Linked DNA regions of Homo sapiens: region 2 is linked to region 1. Evidence: read pairs that join two places in POLR2A ChIA-PET (ENCODE). Cell type or tissue: A673. All regions are shown on one strand. Each heading gives the region's core, and the rest is flanking DNA. Links, peaks and the distances in the headings are about the cores only.

The links. ChIA-PET counts read pairs that join two places held together with the same protein. Peaks named below come from ENCODE experiments on the same cell type or tissue, not always from the same donor. Only the 100,000 strongest peaks of a DNase experiment are listed, where the experiment ranks them.
Region 2: POLR2A ChIA-PET joins it to region 1 with 6 read pairs; 4 of 35 experiments call an interaction of 5 or more read pairs at or near these places.

Annotation. Positions count from the first base shown.
Region 1 is chr1:32,970,047-32,975,418 of GRCh38, reverse strand. No RefSeq gene overlaps it. Among named protein-coding and RNA genes, the nearest start is that of RNF19B, 7.9 kb to the right of the region's middle. In A673, for the core only: no CTCF peak of the experiment used is centred there; a DNase peak (open chromatin) is centred at 2,398; H3K4me3 peaks cover 888 bases; H3K27me3 peaks cover 824 bases.
Region 2 is chr1:32,886,515-32,891,886 of GRCh38, reverse strand. HPCA (hippocalcin) reads right to left here. Exons shown (of 4, transcript NM_002143.3): 1 at 5,372; 2 at 2,611-3,009. The coding sequence starts at 2,988. Among named protein-coding and RNA genes, the nearest start is that of HPCA, 2.7 kb to the right of the region's middle. RefSeq lists a cis regulatory region at 4,717, an enhancer at 4,633-4,802 and silencers at 5,058-5,107, 5,188-5,277. In A673, for the core only: a CTCF peak has its summit at 5,127 (motif pointing right); a DNase peak (open chromatin) is centred at 5,166; H3K27me3 peaks cover 1,062 bases.

The sequences.
Region 1 (5,372 bases), core at 58-5,057:
GAGCGTCTCTGCCTGGCCGCCTATCGTCTGGGAGGTGAGGAGCCCCTCTGCCTGGCTGCCCAGTCTGGAAAGTGAGGAGCGTCTCTGCCCGGCCGCCATCCCATCTAGGAAGTGAGGAGCATCTCTGCCTGACCCGCCCATCGTCTGAGTGGGGAGCGCCTCTGCCCCGACGCCCTGTCTGGGACGTGAGGAGCGCCTCTGCTGGGCCGCACCCCGTCTGGGAGGTGAGGAGCGTCTCTGCCCGGCCGCCCCGTCTGAGAAGTGAGGAAACCCTCTGCCTGGCAACCGCCCCGTCTGAGAAGTGAGGAGCCCCTCCGTCCGGCAGCCACCCCGTCTGGGAAGTGAGGAGCGTCTCCGCCCGGCAGCCACCCCGTCCGGGAGGGAGGTGGGGGGGGGTCAGCCCCCCGCCCGGCCAGCCGCCCCGTCCGGGAGGTGAGGGGCTCCTGTGCCCGGCCGCCCCTACTGGGAAGTGAGGAGCCCCTCTGCCCAGCCAGTCGCCCCGTCCAGGAGGGAGGTGGGGGGGTCAGCCCCCCGCCCGGCCAGCCGCCCAGTCCGGGAGAGAGGTGGGGGGTCAGCCCCCCGCCCAGCCAGCCGCCCCGTCCGGGAGGGGGGAGGGGGGGTCAGCCCCCTGCCCGGCCAGGCTCCCCGTCCGGGAGGGAGGTGGGGGGATCAGCCCCCCGCCTGGCCAGCCGCCCCGTCCGGGAGGTGAGGGGCGCCTCTGCCCGGCCGCCCCTACTGGGAAGTGAGGACCCCTCTGCCCGGCCAGCCGCCCCGTCCGGGAGGGAGGTGGGGGGGTCAGCCCCCCGCCCGGCCAGCCGCCCAGTCCGGGAGGGAGGTGGGGGGTCAGCCCCCCGCCCGGCCAGCCGCCCCGTCCGGGAGGGAGGTGGGGGGATCAGCCCCCCGCCTGGCCAGCCGCCCCGTCCGGGAGGTGAGGGGCGCCTCTGCCCGGCCGCCCCTACTGGGAAGTGAGGAGCCCCTCTGCCCGGCCAGCCGCCCCGTCCGGGAGGGAGGTGGGGGGGTCAGCCCCCCGCCTGGCCAGCCGCCCCGTCCGGGAGGTGAGGGGCGCCTCTGCCCGGCTGCCCCTATTGGGAAGTGAGGAGCCCTTTTGCCCGGCCAGCCGCCCCGTCCGGGAGGGAGGCGGGGGGGGGGGTTGGCCAGCCGCCCCGTCCGGGAGGGAGGTGGGGGGGTCAGCCCCCCGCCCGGCCAGCCGCCCTATCCAGGAGGTGAGGGGCGCCTCTGCCCGGCCGCCCCTACTGGGAAGTGAGGAGCCCCTCTGCCTGGCCAGCCGCCCCGTCCGGGAGGGTGGTGGGGGGGTCAGCCCCCCGCCCGGCCAGACGCCCCATCCGGGAGGTGAGGGGCGCTTCTGCCCGGCCGCCCCTACTGGGAAGTGAGGAGCCCCTCTGCCCGGCCACGACCCCGTCTGGGAGGTGTGCCCAGCGGCTCATTGGAGATGGGCCATGGTGACAATGGCGGTTTTGTGGAATAGAAAGGCGGGAAGGGTGGGGAAAAAATTGAGAAATCGGATGGGTGCCGGGTCTGTGTGGATAGAAGTAGACATGGGAGACTTTTCATTTTGTTCTGTACTAAGAAAAATTCTTCTGCCTTGGGATCCTGTTGATCTGTGACCTTATCCCCAACCCTGTGCTCTCTGAAACATGTGCTGTGTCCACTCAGGGTTAAATGGATTAAGGGCGGTGCAAGATGTGCTTTGTTAAACCGATGCTTGAAGGCAGCATGCTCGTTAAGAGTCATCACCACTCCCTAATCTTAAGTACCCAGGGACACAAACACTGCGGAAGGCCGCAGGGTCCTCTACCTAGGAAAACCAGAGACCTTTGTTCACTTGTTTATCTGCTGACCTTCCCTCCACTATTGTCCTATGACCCTGCCAAATCCCCCTCTGCGAGAAACACCCAAGAATGATCAATAAAAAAAAAAAATAAATAAATAAATAAAAATTAAAAAAAAAAAAAAAAAAAGAAACCCTCCCATCCCCCGCTGTGTCTGCTGGAAGCCCAGTGAGAGGCAGGGGCAGTGGTCCGAGGACGGCTGCCGCCGGATGAGTGGCAAAGGCGGTGGGAACGGCTGGGAGGACTGCAAGGGAGGGATTTCGGAGGCAGCCTTGTCAAAGAGTGGGTATGCTTGACCTTGACAGAAAACACTGCGGGAGCTGCGGCAGCAACTCGCTCGCCTCCGCTCCCTTCCCGTCCCCTGCGCCGTAGCGGACCGCGGCGGAATCCCGGCCCCTCGCCGGGCGCTCTCCCGCGCGGATGCGGCACGCGAGGGGCGGGGGCGGGATGGCGAGGGTGGCGGCACTGCGGGGATGCCGGTCTTCCCTGGAAGGCCAGGGAGGGAAAGGGAGGCTGGTCACATGGCACCGCCACCGGGCGCAGCCGGATTGGCGGGTTGCGCAGCCAAGCAAGCCAAGGCTGCTCGGATTTCCAGGCACTAAGCGGCCCCCTCCCCTCGTTCGAGTGCCCAAGGAAAGCGCTGGCCCTGCCCCGGGCAAGGGAAGACGCGAGCCGTGCTCGTTCCGCAGTGTGAAACGCACGGTATCGCCGCAGTCCTAGGGAGGTCTGATTATTGGGAGCTTGGGACGTCTGATTATTGTGTGGGAGCAATTGTCTGATTATTGTCTCGGGAGGTCTGATTATTGTCTGGGAGGTCTGATTATTGTCTCCATGAACACCTCTCGTCCCCCTTCCCTTCTCTGCTTTTCTCCTGACTTCCCACACCTGCCCCTCTTTCTACCTTACCTACCTGGAGGCCAGCTTTATTTGCAGGTTTCCATTACTTGCTGTAATTTTTCAGCTTTGAGTAAATCAACCTGCTGGAGGTGGCAAAGATTAAAAGAGAAATCCGACAGATGCCTCAAGTCCCACACATCCAGCCCCACTTATCTCCCCAAAATGCTCTTCTCTGTCTCAAGCAAAAACCTGAGAACCATCTCCATCTCGCTGTCCCCAATCAAATCTATGACCAAAACCTATTAAATTTACCTCCAAAATATTTCTTACACCTCACACCAAGTATTTTTCCTTCTTAGCATCTATCCTGATTTGTAACTGTATGTTTATTTGTATGATTGTTTTTGTAAGGGTTTTTCCCACTGGATTGTAAGCTCCATGTGAGCAGTGACCTTGTCTGTTTTGCTCATTGCTATATCACCGACACTGTACCAGGCACATAGTAGGTACACACTAAATGTTAATTAATTGATTGAATGAATGAATCCATGTAAAACAAGTCCTGGGGAGGGGCACAGATTTTAAGTAAAATACACAGTTTATCTATCCCCAAGAAGTCACCTATCTGATGGGTTTGGTGTCATGAAGCCTGTAGTTCCAGCTACTTGGAAGACTAAGGCAGGAGGATTGCTTGAGCCCAGGAGTTTGAAACTGTATCATACTATGATTTTGCCTGTAAATAGCCACTGCACTCCAGCCTGGGCAACATAGCATGACACCGTCTATAAACAAAACAAAAAAAGAAGTCATCTATCCAACAAACATGTCCTGAGGTCTTTGCTACACAAGGCCCTGGACAGAGACCAGTGCATGCAATGAGTAAGTTTCCATTTCTACCTTCCCTCTTTGTCTTAAGAGTCCACATGTCACTAACCCAGACAAGACCCTGTGGTATTGGAGGTGCCAAGGATGGAGTCAGAGTCCAGGATTTAGAATATGATGAGCTGGCTGTGTGACCACAAGTCTCCTCTCTCTGAGGCTCCATCTTCTCATCTTGAAAACAGGATAGCAATACCAAGCTCACATGGCTGTTGAGAGCAATGAATGAGATAAATGAAAGCATCAACTGCGGGTTTTACAGCGATGTTGGGTGTAGGTGGGTGATCATATCTTCCAGTTTGCCTGGAACAGATCAATTGACACCTGTTAAACTAGAGCAAATTAATAGCATTCCCTTTCATCCCTCCAAATGTCCTGCTTTGGACAGTAAAGTATGTGGATACCCTAGTACTACATGTAACTCTAGAGTTATCTACACTGTACCCTGGGGACACAAAGGATGGAGGGAGGTGGGTCTGACTGTAGAAAGGTGGATGGTAACCATGGAAATGAGCCTGAAATATGCACAGGATTACACCAAGTGGAGAGGGATAGGAAGGGCATAAGAAGCAGAGGGACCAGCATTTGCCAAGAAGCGAGGCTTAACAATCCTGGGCATACTTAGTTAGATAACATAAAGAAGGCCAAATGGCTTGAGTCCAGGAGGCATGCAAGAAGATGAGGCTTTCTGCAGTGGGAACTGGAGAAAGTTTTTGAGTAGGGGTAGACATGAGCCAATGGCTTCACAAAAGAGACCAGTTGAGGAGCTGGAGCCGAAATTGAAGCAGAAGAGATAATGAGGCTTGAACAGGGCAGTGCATGTAAACCCAGGAACAAAGGGTGAGATTCCATAAGCATTTTGGAGATAAAACAGATAGGACTTCGATGTGAGCATCAGAGGACAGGTCAGAGGCAGGAAGACTTCCAGATGGATAAAGAGGCCACTCCCTGAGGCAGGCAGAGAGAGGACAGGCCAGGAGACCCAGAAAATAGGAGGTGACCCAGATCAGGCTGACTAGGCACAGAAGCTCATGATCCACAGGGAAAAATGGAGATCACATCAGGTAGAGGTGACTTCTGAGGCCAGAGGAAGGAGCTAGGAGCCTCAATATTCATGTGACATCTAATTAAAATTAGCTTTCAAAGCAACCTTGAAGCCAGGTGCTGTGGCTCATGCCTGTAATCCCAGCACTTTGGGAGGCTGGGGCGGGTAGATCACCTGAGATCAGGAGTTTGAGACCAGCCTGGTCAACATGGTGAAACCCCGTCTCTACTAAAAATGCAAAAATTAGCCAGGCATGGTGGCACACACCTGTAGTCCCAGCTTCTTGGGAGGCTGAGGCAGGAGAATCTCTTGAATCTGGGAGGCAGAGGTTGCAGTGAGCTGAGATTGCGCCATTGCACTCCGTCAAAAGCGAAAAAGTGAAACTCCATGTCAAAAAAAAAAAAAAAAAAAAGAGGCTGGGCGTGGTAGCTCACACCTGTAATCCCAGCACTTTGGGAGGCCGAGGTGGGCAGATCACTTGAGGTCAGGAGTTCAAGACCAGCCTGGCCAACATGGCGAAACCCCATCTCTACTAAAATACAAAAAAAAAAATCAGCCGGGCATGGTGATTAGTGCCTGTAGTCCCAGCTACACGGGAGGATGAGGCACAAGAATCGCTTGAACCCAGGAGGTGGAGGTTGCAGTGAGCCGAGATCGCGCCATTGCACTCCAGCCTGGGTGACAGAGCAAGACTCTGTCTCAAAAAAACAAACAAACAAAACAACAACAACAAAAAACCAAAACAACAACAAAAACCTTGA
Region 2 (5,372 bases), core at 184-5,183, 84 kb after region 1:
GGGCAGTGTGGGGTGGTGATAATCAGCAGGGCCTTTAGCATTAGACCCGGTCTGTAGTAACTGCTCAATGAATGGTAGCCACAGTTGTGACTGGATATCACTACCTGTCTGACCAGCACATGAATAGAGGGGTCTGGTAGTCTCAAGTTTCTAAAGTTAGATGGACCTGGAGTGGTGTCCTGGTTGAACTACTCACTAACTGTGTAGCCTTGGACATATATGTATCTGTGAGCCTCAGTTTCCTCAGATTAAATGAGATTATGTGTGAGGAACCGTGGCTGGCTAGAGTGGGTGGTCAGTAAACAGCAGCTCATATTATAGTCATTATTCATCCTCCACATCCTCAAGTCTTCCCTGCCACTCAGTAGTCCCCTGGTTCCCAGATGACACCTTTACACCCCTGTCACTGAGCTTGTCAGTGTGACCTACACATCTGTCTCCCCCACCAGAGTGGGAGCCCCAAGAGGCGCAGTCTCTTCCTCTCCAGTGTGTCCATTACCTGGCAGAGGGCTGGGTCTTGAGAAGAACTGGGCCAGTGACCAGTAACCCTGTGATAGCCTTCTCCTGGGCCTCCTAACTAATTGTCTGGAATTGCTGCTTACTCATGGTTTCATGGGAGCCAACTTGTCATTAATCAGGCACTGGGGCTTGCAGAGCTCTGTGTGCACCAGCTGTCTGGGGCCCCCGGGCCGCCCTAAAAGAAGCCAGGGTCTGGATAGCAGAGGCCACCAGAAAGGGGTCCTGAGGATGCCCAGGGAATGGGTCTAGCTTGACTGACACCCGGGCGTGGTGGCTCCAGCAGGACTGGGGTTTACCAGTACACACCAGTGCAACACACTAAGTGGTAAAATGCCAACATTCCTTCAGATAGTCAGTACCCAGCTGCTGTCCATGTCCGGGTGATCCTCCACCATTCTGGCCACCTGGCCCTACCATCAGGACCCCCAGATCCCCCTACCATCAAGCAACTAAAGAGTCAAATGCCTGGCTCACAGGAGTCCATGGCAAACATTAGGGCTTTCCCCTCTCTAGCCATAGGTATGGGGAGGGCATCACATCTCCACCTGGAGAGAAGACCCAGACCTTAGCAAGAGGAGAAGCCAAAGTCAAGAGTCCAGCAGTGGCTGGGGCAGCAGTCTGTGGAGCTGAGGGACCAGAAGGGAAAGGATTCAGAGATGCAGAAGGAAAGGGGGCAAGAGCTTGTGCAAAGCTGCGTGACAGGATTAGTCAGGGCACATTTCAAAGATGCTGAAAAGGCCCTTCTGGCTAGAGCAGAGGATGTGCAGAGGAGAAAATAATAACAGACAATTGCTAATGTCTACCAAGTACCAATTATATGCCAAGCCTTCCGCTCAAGTCCTTATCTCACTCTATCCCTGCAATAGCCTTGTGAGGCAGGGGATTAACACCCCCACTTTACAGGTGAAAAAATGTGTAAAGCCTTAGGAAAAAGGCAGATAAAATAGAGCCAGAGCCCTGGCCATCTTCAAGGCTGGGCTGAGGGGATGGGTGGTTTCTGAAATAAAGCTAACATGCAGCACACTTAAACTTGTACTAACAAAAGGCATTTATATCCGGTCCTTAAATCTCCTTGTGAAGTCAGTATGAGCGTACAGATGAGCAACCTAAGATTGAAGGCCACTTCCAGAACTGGAAGCCAGACCTCCTGGCTATGAGTCCAGAGCCCTCTCAGTAGACAGCTCTAAGTAGTGGCCAGCCAGAGCTTTTCTCCACTTATGTGCTGTGTGATTTTGGGCACATCACCTCACCTCTCTGAGCCTCATGGGGTTGTTGTAAGCACGCACTGAGCTCATGAGCACCTCACTCAATGCTAGGCTCATAGTGGGCCCTCAATCAATTAGTTAGAAGATGGCTGGGTATCCAGATGGAATGTAGACAGTGGTGCCAGATGGCCCACTCACACAGGCTGTGTGGCCTCAAGCAAGTGCCTTTATCTCTCTGAGCATCCGTTTCCTCTGGTGTAAATGAGGATCAACTAGACATAGCTGGACTGTGCTCTGCAGAAATGTCAATTCATAAAAGATAAAGAAAGGATGAGGAGCTATTCCAGATTAAAGGGGGCTAAAGAGACATGAGAACTAGATGCAATGCATGACCCCAGGTCAGGGCCAAAAATGCTATAAAGAACATTATGGAGACAGTTGGCAAAATTGGAATATGGTTGGTAGATTAGATAATAGCATTGTTTCTATGTTAAATATCCTGGCTTTGGTAATCATATTATGGGTTATGTAAGAGAATGTGCTTATTTTTAGGAAATATATCCTAATGTATCCAGGGGTAAAGGGCCAATGTTCAGAACAGCAAGAAAATGTTACACACTAGTGTGCACACACGCACACACACACTGATAATGATGAAGCAACTGTGGGAAAATGTTAATTGGTGAATCTGGGTAGAGGGTATAGGGGAGTTTTCTCAACTTTTCTTTAAATGGGAAATATTTCCTAAAAACAATTTTTAAAATGGGATTGCAAGAATATCCCCTGCCACCACATGCCTACGAGGTCTGCTGAGAGGATCAAAAGGGGTGGTGGGTGCAAGCTGCCGGGCCCTGTGCCTGGCATTCTGAGGGGCCCAGGGGCCCACCTGCACGATCTCCAGCATCTCCTCCCGGCTGATGTAGCCGTTGCCGTCCAGGTCATACATGCTGAAGGCCCACATGAGCTTCTGCTCCAGGCGGCCGCGCGAGGTCACGCTCAGCGCAATGATGAACTCCCGAAAGTCTATGGTGCCATCGCTGTTGGTGTCAAAGGTGCGGAAGACGTGCTCGGCAAACTTGGAGGCGTCACCATAGGGAAAGAAGTTGGCGTAGATCTTCTTGAACTCATCCACATTGAGGATTCCTGTGGGGCAGTCCTTGAGGAAGCCCTTGTACCACTCCTGCAGCTCCAGCTCTGAGAACTCTGTGTTCTCTCGCAGGTCCTGCAACATCTCGGGCCGCAGCTTGCTGTTCTGCTTGCCCATGGCCGCCGAGCCAAGTCCCACCTGGGTCCCCAAGGGGGTCAAGGGCAGAGAGGAGTGATCAGGCCCTCCTGGCTACTAGACACTGCTCCAGATGGGCCCCCCTGCCAACAGCCATCCCTGCCTCTTGTTTGGCCCAGTGAAAGAGAGGAACTGGCCCAAGGTCACACAGCCTAGACCCAGGCATCCTGTATCTATGCCATGCTCCACACCATCTCCCTGGACCATACGCTTTCCTGGGAGAGGGAGGAAGGGAAGGGTGGTTCACATTTACTGAGGCCCTTCTAGGTGCCAGCCACTAAGCCTTCACAAATGCACACCAATTCACTTTCGCAACAGGTTGTATGGGGATTTGCCCCATTTTACAGATGAGAAGGCAGGCTTACAGACGTGAGGTGGCTGCTTCAGGTCACACAGCCATGGCATTATGAGGCTGACTCCTAGAGTTGCCCACAGAGGTGCAGAAAAACCTTCTGATCCTCCTCCGTCCTACCCACTGCCTTCTCATTGCCTCACATGTGCCTGCTCAGCACTGAATATACCCGCAGCCCAGACACTGCCCTGTTCTCCCTCTGACAGGTGTGCCCAACAAGAGGCAGCAGAGGGAGGTGTTACTGTGGGCTCCAGAGTCAGATCACCTAGGTTTGAATCCCAGCTCCTCCTCTTACCAGCTATGTGACCTTGGGCAAGTTCCTTAAACTCTCTCTGCCTTATCTTTAAAGTGGGGTAATAACAGTACTTACCTAAGAGGATTGTTTTGGGGATTAAATTAGTTAATATGTGTGAAGCACTTAGAACCATGGCTGCATAGATAAGTGCTACATAAATGTTAAATAAATAAAAATGACTTACATATACCCAGGTGCCACAAAACTCATGCAAAAACTGTGCAAATGAATGTATACCGATAACTGTATGCTTCATAGCTCACCAGATCCACACCCTGGATCCCATGCCACTCACGTACCAGCCCACGCCCACCCATGGGTCAGCATGCCTCCACACATGACGACATTCCCTCTGCTCCACAACTCACACGAATCGACACATGGCACCACGCACAACTCCCATACCCTGTGCATCAAGACACACCAGCCCACGACCCCACATGTCTCACACATGCCATCACACGCCAACTCGCATGCCGACACCTCTCACATGGCCAGCTGCACGTGGGACCTTCAGGCACCCTTGCCATTTTTCTTTGTTTTCCTTCTGTTTTCCCAGGGGTGCTGCCAGGTCCCAGGAGAGGGAGCTGCAAACCTTCCCAGACCTGCTCGGGGCCCCTTTTCCAAGGAGACCCCCCACCAAGCCCATCCAAGCCTCCCCAACACTTACCCTTCATCTAGTCCTGAAAGGTCCCCTGAGTGCAGGTTAGATTGTGGAGGCTGAGTAGAAGGCAATGAAGAGGAAACAGCCAGCCAGTTCTGCACAAGGATGTAGGCGTGTGTGCAGGTGACCCCCACCCACTTAGGGCAAGGAGGGGCCTCCTTGTGCATACATGTGCATGAAGCTCTGCACACATGTGAATGGGTGTGTTGTGAGTGCATGTGCTCATGCATGATGTGTGCCGCTGGTTTTTGCATTGCATTTGCCTGCCGTGTCTTTCCATCTATGTCCCTGCATGTGCCTCAGATGTGCATGTGATCAGGTATGCACCCGTCACAGCGTGAGGGAATGAGCCCGTGTGGCCATTTGGAGGACCCGTGTGTGTCCTCGGCGGTGTGTCACATGCATGTTTCTGTAAGTTGGTGCCCCTCCTTTCTAGACCAGCCTCTTATGGCCCAGGCTAAGGACCCACCGGACAAGTGAGTGGGAAAGGGCTAAGGAAATGAGAAGGGCTGGGGCATGTCCCGCACTGCCCTCCTCAAGGTCCAAGGAACTGGGTCACCGGGGTGGGGGCAGAGAGATGCGCGGAGCAAGAGAGCTCCTCCAGTGCCCCCTGGGCCCTGCCACCCTCGGAGTTGCCCCTCCCGGTTGCAAGAAGATTCAGCTGCCCGCAAAGACCTCCAGTCCCCCATATGGGAAGAACCCCCTCAGCTCGACCTGAGAAGCCAGCCCCGGGGACCCGCTCCAAACCTCCCTCAGCTCTGTCCCCCAGCCCCCGCCTCCATCCGCTCAGCACTAGGACAGCGCCCGGCGCGTGGCCCCTCCTGGAGGGGGCGCTCCAGGGCGGTCGAACGCGGTTCCTAGGGGCCGGCCACTCGGCGGTCAGGACCCTGGAGAGCACCGCGCGCTTCCCAGTCCCCAGCGCCCCCGCCACCCGGGGCAAGGATTCCCGGGAAGCCCGGGAGCGGCGGTGTTGGGAAGCCCTGGACGTGGGCCCCCAGCTCCGGGAACCCCCTGCCCTCATCCCCCGGCCCCGGCTGGAGCTGCCCCCACTCACC